Regions from separate parts of the Homo sapiens genome. Here region 1 is linked to region 2. A link is a loop called in an ENCODE intact Hi-C map of the cell type or tissue named here. Cell type or tissue: heart left ventricle. All regions are shown on one strand. Links, peaks and the distances in the headings refer to the core of each region. The heading gives the core; the rest is flanking DNA.

Region 1 (5,000 bases), core at 1-5,000, 640 kb after region 2:
TAGGAGCCTACATACCTGAAATCCAAAATCTGCCTTTAGACAGAAACAGAACTGGGATGTAAGAATTTTCTTAACATTTTTTGGCTAATTGACACATGGAGTCTAACAGGTGACATCTTGATAGAACACATGATTGGGATGGGAATTTACAAGGCTTTAAGCATCCTTTATCACCATCATTGTTGTTTTAGAAAGGCCTGGGAAAGCAACAAGTTAACAAACAATTTGAATTCCTATGCTCTCTTAGGTTCTACAAAGAAAGATCACCCTAAAATAGCCAAAGCCACAGTGTAGCAAGAACATGAACACACTGCATTACACAATGCTGCCAACTCAGTGTCAGTATGTACACGGCACAGTTTCAAACAAGTATTTTTAGCCCCAGTAAAGGCCTGGTACTAGATTTTGGTATTGTTCATGAGAACCTTTTTTTCCTATTCAATCTAAAATATTAATCATTCCTTTAATTGATAAAATCTCTAACTTTACCATTCAATTTTTTGATAGCCTTCACTGAATTCACTCAAATACTTTAGTACCAACCCAGTAATCATCTAGATTCAGTTATTAATTGCAGCTTATGTATTATAAGAAAAAGAGGTAAAAGTATCACTGTCCTCTTTGAGTGTCAACTTTTAATGTTGTCATCAAAGTATTCCTTTAAATACCACCTCTACCCACCCCCCAGGCAGAAGACCGGACATAAGAGAGAAAGATGGTAAAGAATCCAAGTTTAGCCCATCTTGAAAACTTTACATGTAATTAAAGCTATTTTATTCTGTACTAATGCTTCCCATGATTCTCTAGAAGTAAGCAACTGAACTAAAACAGCTTCTTTTTAATTTTTTAATTATTTTAAGAGATGGGATCTTTCTATGTGGCCCAGGCTGGAGTTCAGTAGCCATTCACAGGCATCATCATGGCACACTACAGCCTTGAACTTCTGGGCTCAAGCAATATTTCTGCTTCAGCCTCTGTGAAACAGCTTCTTTAATTAAGTAGCTATAGCCTCTGTCATACTATTCGTGCTTACCCATTTCAAAAAATTTACTGATTATACCTGCATGCCTCTTGTCTTAGACTTACTTTCCTCTTTCCTTTAGCACACCTGTAGAATGTACATAACTTTTGAATGTGTCTGTCTTCTAATAGGAAGACTCCTATTAGAAAAGGCAGGCTCCAACTAATAGCCCCTTACATCACCATCAACCTGAAGGCCAAGAGCTCCCAAAAAAGACACAAGAAGGTGAACACCTCTGCATTAGAGGCAAAGATCCCATAGCAGGCCAGCTACTCCCTTGTTATTCTGGTAATTGGAGGAGGTTAAAACCAGGAGGGTATGGAGAAATGGCGTAGTGGGAAGAGATGTTCTTGTCTCTTTTATATAAGGCTTATTAAGAAATGTAATACTAGGAACCCATTTGTTGAAAGATCAATTGCTCTGCTATGTGCTTTACAAATAGTATCTCATTTAATCCTCTCAAGAACCTCAGGAGGTAGAAACTATCATGTCCATGTTTACACATGAGGGAACTTAGATGAAACACAGCTAAGCAGTGGAGAACCAGGACTTAAACAGTGGTCTCACTGATTCTCTAAGCTGGGCTTGAGACTGTCTTCGTTTTGGCTCCTGTGACACGTCCTAGGTTTACAAAAGTCAGTAAAAGCTAAGATGCAGAAAGTAAGATCACTGGATGTCCTTTTTGTTACCCCAGAACCCTAAAGCTCTCTGATTATTTTAAATGGGGTCTTGGAACTGGCGAAAACATATATTTTGCAAAAAGTGAGTAACCTACTGGTATTTGGCTTTTGAAAGTTACCAGAAGATCAGAGAAGAGCATAGAACACATTTCCCTTGGTTCTTTCTCATGTGTTAGATTCCCTAGGTCTCAAGCACATCAATGCAGGCCAAACACACAGACAGTAACAACCTCTCTTCTTGACATAGACCTTACAGGAATCATGGGGAAGAGAGAAAAAGCATAGTTCGTGGGCCTTTGGTTATACAAAACAAAAACAAAAACAAAAAAACCTCAGAGCCAAGTTAGGATGTAGGAGCTAGGGAGGACCTAATTGTTCTGCACAATAAAGTGAAAGGCATGCTTTCCATGGTTGGAAGAGTGGAGGTGAAGAAAAGGGGAAGGCTGGAACCACTGAGGGCACACATGGCTTAGGGAATATTTTTAAAGAAAAGGAAAGTCCAATATTCACATATGAATCATACATATTATGTGCAATATTGAATTTTTCCACACCTCCTCAATCCTTCAGGAAAGTTAGCTCCACCTCACTAAACCATTTTATGACTTTACCTTCCTTAGAGAAAAGTAGGTAAAAAATTGAAAGAAAGGGCAGAAACAGCTTTCTTAGTACTTTCGAAATGGCAGAACATCCTGTTTTGTAGGCTAGAAGAAATTCAGGAAGAGGGTAAGGATGATGTCACCTCAGAGGCAAGGAAAGGAAAACACCATTAGAGAAACCTGGCCACCAGTTAAGAAATCCTGTATACCTATGCCATTGTTATTTCAGTTCTATATAGAAAGTTACTACCTATAGAGAAACTAAAGTGTGCTCCTGGAACTTTCTGGAACCCAACCAATCAGTCCCCAGCCCTGACTCTGTTCTACTATCCATCTCCCAGCAAAGACTCAGAGATCAAGGAGCTCAGCGGGTAGACACCAGGATTAAACTCTGGTGCACTTTTCAGCTCACATTTTCCACATACACACCCTCCTTATATGATTCAGCTTCAGGATTCATGCAGAGCTTGACTCTTTTGAACTTATTTACAAGTTTTATCATTATACTTGCCCACATTATGCAAGCAGTTTGCAATCTCCCCTAATTCTCTGGCTTTAATTATATAATTGAATAAGCCAAAAGCTCATTTTTCCCAGGAAACATTAAACATTACCATCTTAATGAAATTCTTAATGAAATGGTCCACTATGCATGCAAATGACCAGTAGTGGCTAGGCCACTAGCTTTTCACTGGGCAAGGCAATAGAATAAATGCTCTTTTGTCAGTCACTGGAAATGGCAGTTCCCACCCACACTTTTGGCTGGAATGATAATTCCATAAGACTAGAGGATGAGCCTCTGTGAGATACATGGATATAATTAAGACTGGATGAAAAGAGTTTAAATGAAGTAGGAACTGATCTCAACCTATAAAAATCAAAACTTATTTTCAAGACTGAAAGAGCTCACTTAAACTTCTCTTGCCAATTAAAAAAAAAGTTATCAACTATCCGCCTTATTCTCCAGAGAGTAGAGGTCTGAAAAATTAACAGTATTAAACTTACTTCTCAACTTACTTTCAGGACTGAGAGGAGGAAATGGCTAAAAGAAATTTGGGGGACCTCTGAAAATTTCAGCATAATTAATAACTCTTCAAGCATCTGTTCCTGCCCAACTGCATTTTTCAAATGCCCTGTGGCAAACAACTTAAATCTTATTACATACCGTACACTCTTCTCATGCCAAAGTCACTGTCTGCCAAAAGCTAAAATGGAAGGATTGCAGGCCTGTTCACACTTCTTTTTTTCAAATAGCATGGACAACCGTGTCCTGTGCCAAGTAGACACAAACTTGAAGTACTTAATAGCTACTATTTATATGACAAATTCCCAGTTCTCAAACCTTATCAAATCTTTGCATTGCCAGAAAAATGTCAAGCTGCCAGAAATGTCCAACACAGAAGCTTACCCTGAACATTCAAGCTACAGTACTGTAGAGAAGGGAATGTAGCTCTTGCACCTATCACAGTGCTTAGCTGAGTAAATGTTATTTCCCTTCCTCTTAAGTTCTTCCATTTTTCCACAGAAGAACATAAAGCCAAAGAAAATCATGTTTGCACATTTTTAGCAGCTATATTGGGATATAATTCACATATCATACAATTCACCCATTTGAAGTATAAAATTCAGTGGATTTTGTGTATTACATCATTTTTTAAATTGTGGACAAATATATGTCATAAATTTTGCCAATTTAAATATTTTAAGTGTACAATTCAGTGGTATTAGTTACATTCAAAATATTGTACAACCATAACCATTATCTATTTCCAAAACCATTTCATGACTTCAAATAGAAACTCTGTAACCATTAAATTATTATATATTTTTTTTTTGAGACAGTGTTTTGCTCTTGTCACCCAGGCTGGAGTGCAATGGAGCGATCTCAGCTCACTGCAACCTTTGCCTCCTGGGTTCAAGTGATTCTCTTACCTCAGCCTCCCTAGTAGCTGAAATTACAGGTGCTCACCAACACGCCTAGCTAATTTTTATATTTTTAGTAGAGACAGGGTTTCACCATGTTGGCCCAGCTGGTCTTGAACCCCTTACCTTATGTGATCCACCTGCCTCAGCCTTCCAAAGTGCTGGAATTACAGGCGTGAGCCACCATGCCCGGCCTCTAACCATTAACTCTTTAACCATAGCTGCCCTTTGCACATTCTCTCAGCCCCTAGAAACCTCTAATCTATTTTCTATCTCTATAAATTTCCTATTCTAGATATTTCATATAAGTGGAATCACATAATATTTACCTTCCTGCATCTGGCTTACTTCACTTAGTGTACTGTCTTCAAAGTTCATCCATGTTGTAGCATGTATCAGAATTTTATTCCTTTTTATGGCTGAATAATATTCCATTATATGTATATACCACATTTTGCTTATCCATTCGTTTCTTGGTTATAGATTTTTTTTCTAATACTTTGAGTTCAGAGAATTAAAAAATCTCAAACCTCAATTCATAGAACATACTTATCAGTTAAGATGACCCCCTCTCTTGGGTATTAATTTTTTATCCCCAGAAGCTTCTCCCATACCCTTCTCTTCCAACAGACACCCAGTCTAATGTGTTTGACACAGACCCTTAAATATGTATGTAGGTTTGTAAAATGCAAAACTCTGTGTTGTTTAATTTATATAAATCTCATTCAATTTCTCACTTTTTCACTCGACTCTGTTTTCAGAGCTACACATTACTAG
Region 2 (7,912 bases), core at 1,266-6,265:
AGTAAGCCTTTAGGGGAGTCCAGCAACTTGTGTTTTGACTAAGATGTAAGTGACCTTGATGATTAGCCACACATGACAACTACTGGTGTGGTGAGAAGAAGGCTGGACTGAGACTCCAGACTGGGTGCTGGTCCAAGTTCTGGCACCTACTGGTTATAGGATCTCTGGCAAGACACTTCCCAGTTTCTTCAGCTACTTTTGTTTTTCTCAAATGGTAGAGTGGGGAGGGAGAAAGCTTGGGAAAGATCTCCAAGGACTTTTGGCTCCATCAGCCTAGAATGGGGTGTTAGGATTAGCAGCTACCACGGTACATAATTAGGACCAGAGATCTTGAAGTCAACCACGCCTGGACTCAAATTTTAGCACTGTACTTTCTAGTAGTTAGACTGCTGACAACTAAAGTAATTTCTCTGAGACACATTATATAATTTCTCAAAGTCTCAGTTTCCTCAGCTAAAATGCAGATGATAATAACAGTGCCTGTGGCATAGCTTTCTGTGAGTTTTAAATGGGCAGATAGTACATGAAGAATGCTGAAGGCAATGCCCTGAGGAGTCCTCAGTACCTGTTAGTTGTGAAAGCCCCTGACAAGGTCAACCAGAGGAGCCATCTGCCTTCCCCTGGAACTACTGTGATTAATGAGGCTGATGAAGGTAACCCTGGCTGAGCAACTTCCTTGGGCTTCTCCTTTTATCAAGAGAAATTCACAAGAAATAAGCTTTTCTGGAGAGAATAGCATAAGAGAGAGAGGTGTTAAAGAGTATCTCTTACGAAGAAATCCAGAAACAAATTAGAGAAGGGTGCTATACCATCTACACCACGTGTATCAAAGCCTGGTTCAGGGACCACCTGCTTTAGAACCAACTGGGGCACTCAAAGTAGCACATTCCGGTCCCTATTGGAACAGGCTCCCAGGGGAGTGGGTCCAGTAGTCTGTATTTCTCGGAAGCTACTGAAGAGATTTTTCTAAAAACAAGGTTAGAGAATCATTGGCAAATATTGTCAGTGAGCCAACACTCTGCCTCAATTCTCCAACATGTATTTACCCAGAAAACTACAAACAAACAAAAACAATGACTACAAATGCATTTATGCATGTGTGCATTTACCAAGAATCTAAACTTCCTACACTTGTGTCATCTCCAATGGGTTCCAAGTGGGTGTCCAATTTCTGCATAATTCATGACTCCCCAGAGAAACAAACATGAACCAAGGGCTGGCTACTTAAGGATCTGGACTATGTCAACGTCCTTAGAATGGCAGCATGGTTTACGAAAATTAACTACAAAAATAATGTGTCTTCAGGGCACCTCTCTTTCCCCACCCTTTCCCTCCTCCCCATCTGACTTCCCCACCCATTCCCACTCCTTTCCCTTTTTGTTCTCTTTTCTCACACTCTTCTTCAGATTTATTTTCCCTTCCATCCCTTTCTCTCTGCCACTCTTGCCTCCTCTTATTCTTTGCCCTGTCTACCCTGTAACTTTCTTGTCTTCTCTCTGCCCTCCCTCTCTCTTTCTATCTCTGTGTGTCTCTGCCTCTCTCTCCATCTCTTTCTGCCCCTCTGTCCCTCCCTCTCGTGCCCCTCTGTCTTTCTCCTTTTTCTTCTTACTCTGACTCTGTACTACTGTCTGACTGTCTTTCTGTAATGCATAATATCTCCCTGCCCATTCTCCTCTTGGCCCCCAGCTCCTGGCTCCCTTTCAAACGTCAAGGCTCCAGCATGTTTGTGGAGAGGCATGCGCCCCATGCTAAATCACCCAGTGTGTGCTACACATCTGGGAAATCACTCTACTTAGATATCCTTGATGATCTGCTGCCAGAGGCCCTGGGTGAGGAGGGCGCTCCTTAGGAGGGAAACTAAATTGGGGCTGGAAGGATGCAGGAAAATTCCAGAGTATTAAGGCAGCAAGGCTAAACAGCTGTGGTCTCCAGAACTTCCTCTGGAGGGAAAGCCACTGGGGCAAGCGTCAACAGCAGAGGGTTCTTTTGTGTTTTGGAGTGTCCATCACTTTGTTTCCAATATACAAACATCTCACTCCACAGTAGGTCGGCAGCGATGTGGCAGCGCCAAGTGTGTGCTGGGAAAGCATTAGCTTCCCCAAATCTCCATCACTCTTGCCAAAGCCAACCAACCTCCTAAAAATACAAAATCTAAGTAAAAACGGAGTGCCTACTATGTATGTAGGTTCCAGACAGCTCTCCCTTTCCCCCAATTTCCCCTCGCCACACACACACACACACACACACACACACAGCTGCTCTACCTTCCAACTGGACATCCATCTCTAAATACCTCCTTTATAGACATTCCAGAGCTTCTCCCATGAATGCGGATAATTGTCCCCAACCTACAAATGAGTAAGCCGAGGAATGAAGAAGTTACTCATGAAGAAGTTACTGGGCAATTTTGGAAGATGCTGCTTTGGAGGGGCCACAGCTTTAAGGGATTAGAATATTTTGCACTTGGCACACCTGAAGTCACCGAAGAAAGGTGAGTTCAGGTGAAACTTTTTCAAAGCTCAACCGCGCCCTCTCCTAATTTGTCTCCCTGGAGGGTGCAGAGTTTTCTAATTTCTTCCATCCAGCTCTTAAACTCGACTTGTCTCCACGCTCACTCGCACACAACACGTGTATGCCCATACCTGCCCTTGTGTATGAATCTCAAGATAAAAACGCCTGGTGTTTAGGCAACTCCCCCTCCCTTCAGTGGAGTACAGAGGAGCGAAACTATGAGTTTTGGCTCGCCGCCCAGCCGGAGGAGCTGGGATACTGCCGCCAGGGATCGTGGGGAAGGCCATGGCTCAAGTCCGAGGACCAGCCAACTCCGTGCTGCCCAGCTGAATGGCCTCTCAGTTGCCTGCAAGTTGAAACCTCAATCGGGCACACAATGAGGCCGCTGTTTTCCGACAGGAGGCATTTGGATGCCTCACACACTCACCCCAAATAGGGCCTGAGAGCAGGGAGCGCATTTCCTTATCCATGTTCAGATGCACCCCTAGAAGCAGCAGAGGCAGCCCGGGGCTCGGGGAGGGAGCCGTTCCCCTCCCCCGCGCCTAGCCACAGGATGCCCGCGCAGGCCACCTGTTGGACTCTGTCTGGACACCCTGTATTGTGCGCCCCTAAAACCCGCACCGCACCGCGGATCAAGACAATCGGGCATTCCGGAGGCTGGATCCGTCAGCAAAAGATAAATTTCACTAGCACCTCCTACTCGGGCTACCTTTCCTGGTGCCCCCACCCATGTCTCTCTGTCTCTTTCTCTGTCTCTTTCTCTCTCACACACACACTTCTTTAATATACCAACAGTCTTTTTTCTTTAGTGAAGCGCGCTTAGGCTGCCCTAAGGGCTAGGTCTGCCCACGATCTCTTAGCGCGCCCAGGCGGCTGCGGATCTCTAAGCGCTTATGCTGGGAGCTAGCTTAACGCGCGGGCGGCTGAAAAGCCCCAAATGGCACGTTGGTGAGGAAGTCAGCGATCTGCTCTAGGGAGCCCCTTTTCTCCTTAGGAAGCGGAAGGGGACTCCCTCCTTGGCTTAGAGATGGAGGGAACTGGGGAAACCCCCGCGGCAATCGAGTTGGAGGAAACAGTGTTGCATTCCTCTGCCAATGCCAGATTAAGCGCAAGGAGACCCAACTTTCTCCCGTCTCTTTGCCGTCCATGCAAGCCGCTAGCTGGGGGTAAAGGGGGCCTCCATTAGCGGCCTACTCACCCCTGGGTATAAACGCTATCCCGCAGGGCCACCAAGCCGACTGGTGCGCGCGGAGTCCGCGAAACGCCTTGGTGTCTCGCTCCTCTCCTGGGCCACGCGGCGAAGGCTACGCACTCCAAGCCGGGCAGCTGAGGGCAGTCGATCCCATGGGTGGCGAGTTGGCAGAGGGCGCGCCGCCCGGGTGGGGGCGCATCGCTCCCAGGTCTGGCGCAGGCTGCGGCGGGGAGAGGGGCTCACAGGGAAGTTGGCGGCTCTGGGGGCGGACTTCGGACTTCGCGCTCGCTCCGGCTCGAGCGTCCGGGTGCGCCCTCCGGGATAGACAAGGGACTTGCCAACGGAATAGGGGCCGGCGCCGGCCAAGCGGCTGCGGAAAGCCTCCGCCGGCCGCCGCCTAGAAGAAGCGAAGCAGCATCGCGCTGCTTAGAGCCCCCAGTAGCGGCTGGAGCAGACAGCGCGCAAGAGAGCGGGGCTGTTTCTCCAGGCTGTGGGTGTCCCTTGCTCACAGCCCAGCTCGCTTCAATCCGCCGTGCCCCTCCTCCTGTTCTAGTCCTCCTCCCCGCCGGTGCTTCGCCGGCTCGCCAGGCTCGCCTGGGACCAGAGGCTGAGCGGAAGGCGGCCGCAGCTCCCGCAGCATGGAGGGCGATCTCGCCGGCTCCGACTCCGGCTCCAGCTGGGGCTTGGGTTCGGGCTCCGGCAGCGGCAGCAGCGGCAGCAGCGGCCGCCACCTCCCGCGCGCCCACGTGCCGGAGTCCCGGTGTGCGCGCTCCGGCTGGCGGGGCTGGAGGGAGGGAGCGAGGGCGAGCCGCGGGTGGGGGCGGCGGGGAGAGGCTGCACAGTCGCGCGTTAGAGGGGAAGCCGCCGAGAGGCTCCCGAAGGCGCGGGGCTCCTCGTCTGCAGCTCCAGGAAGACTGGTGTGCAAGGCTCCCCCAGCTCCCCGCTCCCTTTGCAGAGCGGAGGGAGCCCCAGCGAAACGCGGGCGGGGTGGGGGGAGCTCCACTCCGCAAGATCAGTCGGCCGCGGCGGCCAGAGGCGACTACGTGTCTCCGCCAAGGGGACAGGTTTCTAGTATCCTTGAGCCCCCTCTCCACTCCCGGGAGAAGAAAGGGGTTAAGAAACACCGGGAGAAGGAGTGTGCGGATTCCCAGCGAGAGCTTGTTCCGGCTTGCCCCGCCTTCCTCTCAGAGAAAGCACTTTTCCCGTTAACCAACAGACTCCCAAGGGTTTCTCCTTCCAGGGAGAAGGGAGGTGTCTTGCAAGATGGGCCTGGCAACCTCCAATCAATTGACAAATAATTTGTGAGCACCCACTCTGAGCGACGCCGGGCAGCGTCCGGAGCACAGGGCCCTCCGTAGTTGGGTGTAATGTTGTATTCTTTGCTCTGCGTGCCCTTAGGCAGGCTCTCCCTGGGCCTCATTGCCCTAGCCGTAAAATGAGGTTCTTTTATGATATGAGTAAGAAAAACAAAAACACGAGAATTTTTAAAAAGACAATTTAAAAGATGGGTAATAGCTCAATACTAACAAGAAGGATAATTAAAATAAGAAAATTTCACAGTAGTAGAAAATGAGAACTTTAAAGAGACAAAGTTAGCAAAACACACATAATACTGGACACCATGTGCGATTACTTAGACATCATTGTCTCCAATCTTCTCATCTTAGTGGGGAAATTGAGCCTCAGGGAAGACACGTGGCTTGCCCGCTGTCACACACATCCAGTTTGGTCAGCCCCCAGTCTGGTCTCCTCCTGCCAGTCCTGGGCTTTTTCTGCCACAGGCCAGTACACAAATTATGCTCAGCATTACTGAGACGAGTCATCAGCAAAAGCGGGGAAAGGGAGAAAGAGAGAGAGAGAGAAAGAAAGAGAGAGAGAGATTGAGATTCATTTCCTCTGGAGTTTCCAAAAAAGGCTTCATGAAAGAAGTGGGATTTAAGCTAAAACCTAAAGAGTAGGCAGGATTCGAATAGCTGGAAAAGTGAGAGGAGGATGTGAGAGGTCAAAATGAAGGATGAAGAAAGACGCATTGGAACAGCAGCAAACAAGCTTGGTAGGGGCAGAGAACTTCCCTAGGCAATGGGTGGGCGGGGGTCACTGAAGTGTTTTAAGCAGTAAAATAATGGAAGCTTCATTTTAGCTCGAGCAGTATATCCCTGTACAGGATTGCTTAAGAGGGGAAGAGATGGGGGTAGAGGGAGAAAGAAAAGGAACTGCAGGCAGAGAAAACCATTAGGAAGTCAAGGCAGCTATCTGGGTGCAAGTGAAGCCCTGATGTAATGTGGTAACAGGTAGAAGGTAAAATAAATAAAACTCTTATTGCTTCTGTTTTTAAAAGCCTACTTTATAGGAAGGAGTCTGCTGTTAATTGCAGGGGACATTGTAGAGAAAGGCACCGATGTTTAAGACACGATGGGAAACTGGGGGCCAACCCTCAGATAAAACGGTGGAGCTTTTCACAATAACTGGTCTGAAACAGATCTGGTCCCTTGGTTTTAACATTCAGCACCTGGAAGCTGGACAGCAACCGCCCTTGGTGAAGAATGGCGTAAGTTAGGATTTCTATCAATCAACCAAAAGCAAAAACGAGAAAAGGAAGGGAAAAACGTATTTTCTTTTATTCCTTGGAGGCACTTGAAGTCACAAACGAATGACTTCAGGGATTTCTCAGGTTGTTCCCCTGGAAATAGTCTCTCCATCTAGCACTTTGTCTCCTTGGGTGGATCAGCTGCAACAGCAGCATCTAGAAGTTTGATAGAAACAAAATCTCAGGCCCCAGCACACAGCAATTGAATTAGAAACTTCATCCTAACAAGATTCCTGGCTGATTCATAGGCACATTAAGCCCGAGAGGGGTTTCTTTATGTGTCTCTCCTAAGCCAGTGTCTTCAGACTTTTTAGTGTGATGCTGTATTAGTCTCTTCTCACACTGCTGTAAAGAATACTGCCTGAAACCGAGTCATTTTAATGAAAAGAGGTTTAACTGACTCACAGTTCTGCAGGCTTAACAGGAAGCGTGGCTAGTAGGCCTCAGGAAACTTAGTAGGTGAAGGAGAAGTAGGCATCTTCTTCGCAAGGCAGCAGGAGGGAGTGTGTGGGAGCACAAGGAAGTGCCACAATTTAAAACCATCAGCTCTAGTGAGAACTCACTCACTCTCATGAGAACATGAGCATGGGGAACCAGCCTCATAATCTAATCACCTCCCACCTGGTCTCTCCTCTGACACATGGGGATTAGAATTCGAAATGAGATTTGGGTGGGGACACAGAACGAAACCACATCAGATGAATAGTAAAAACACTTCATATTACACTATAGTCCTACACACACACACACACACACGTAACTTAAATAAAACTTTCACAAAACAACATGTATCCTTAATTTGTGATTCACTTAAATATTTTTATTCCATTTAATTTTTTAATGTGGTCATGACCTACTAATTGATTTTATGTCCTGCAAATGGGCTGCAATTTATGGTTTGAAAAATTTTGAGCTACGATATTAATTATTTCTTCCTTGGGTTTTGATTGCATATATATGTTTATCATATCTCTTCTACTAGCCTGTGAGTTCCCTGAGGGCAAGGTTCAAATATTTTTTATCTTTGAAATGTGTCAGAAATTAACATAGGGTTTTATATGTAGTAGCAACTCAATAAATATTCAAGGAGTCAATCAATCAATGAATGCATAAATTGATTAAAGCTAGGGACTGAGAGCAAGCTGAGGAAGGATGGGGTGAGGCTTGGCACGTAGGAGAAGGCTAAGCCAAGAAAACATTTATTCAAACCTCCACTTTACTGAAACATCATCAATGGACTATTAGAAAAAAGTCATTTCTAAAACAATCATGTATTCCAATGTTCCACTGTCAGCCAGAATATCTTTTTCCAGTAGAGTTCATCTTTACGGCTTCACAAAATTTCAAGCTATGGGGGCTTAAGATGAAGGAAAGCAGCTGAGTAGCTAGCACATATTATTAGAAGAAGAAAAGAAATTAGGAAGGGACAAAGACAAGTTAGTGCACACCTGATCTTATTCTGGGACCAGAGCTACTGACCAAGGAAAAGGAAGAAGTAGGGCTAATTACTTGGATTGAGGAAAATTTTGTCGACTCTATAGAGATACTTGACAATTAGATCTTTCCAAAGTTCAAAATGATTTATTCTGAAGTCACTAATATTTTTTTTCTTGCCACAGGAA

What was found. A loop is a pair of places that touch in the nucleus more often than their neighbours do. Peaks named below come from ENCODE experiments on the same cell type or tissue, not always from the same donor. Only the 100,000 strongest peaks of a DNase experiment are listed, where the experiment ranks them.
Region 1: a loop joins it to region 2, with 6 times the contacts of the local background. A loop is called at or near these places in 4 of 110 quality-filtered maps.

The regions. Positions count from the first base shown.
Region 1 is chr5:155,089,963-155,094,962 of GRCh38, reverse strand. No RefSeq gene overlaps it. Among named protein-coding and RNA genes, the nearest start is that of KIF4B, 79 kb to the right of the region's middle. In heart left ventricle, for the core only: no CTCF peak of the experiment used is centred there; no DNase peak of the experiment used is centred there; H3K27ac peaks cover 4,129 bases.
Region 2 is chr5:155,724,788-155,732,699 of GRCh38, reverse strand. It overlaps a transcript of SGCD not described here. Among named protein-coding and RNA genes, the nearest start is that of SGCD, 600 kb to the left of the region's middle. In heart left ventricle, for the core only: CTCF peaks have their summits at 3,683 and 3,889 (motif pointing right); DNase peaks (open chromatin) are centred at 2,759, 3,899, 4,409, 4,549 and 1 weaker place; H3K4me3 peaks cover 2,888 bases; H3K27ac peaks cover 2,955 bases; H3K27me3 peaks cover 3,421 bases.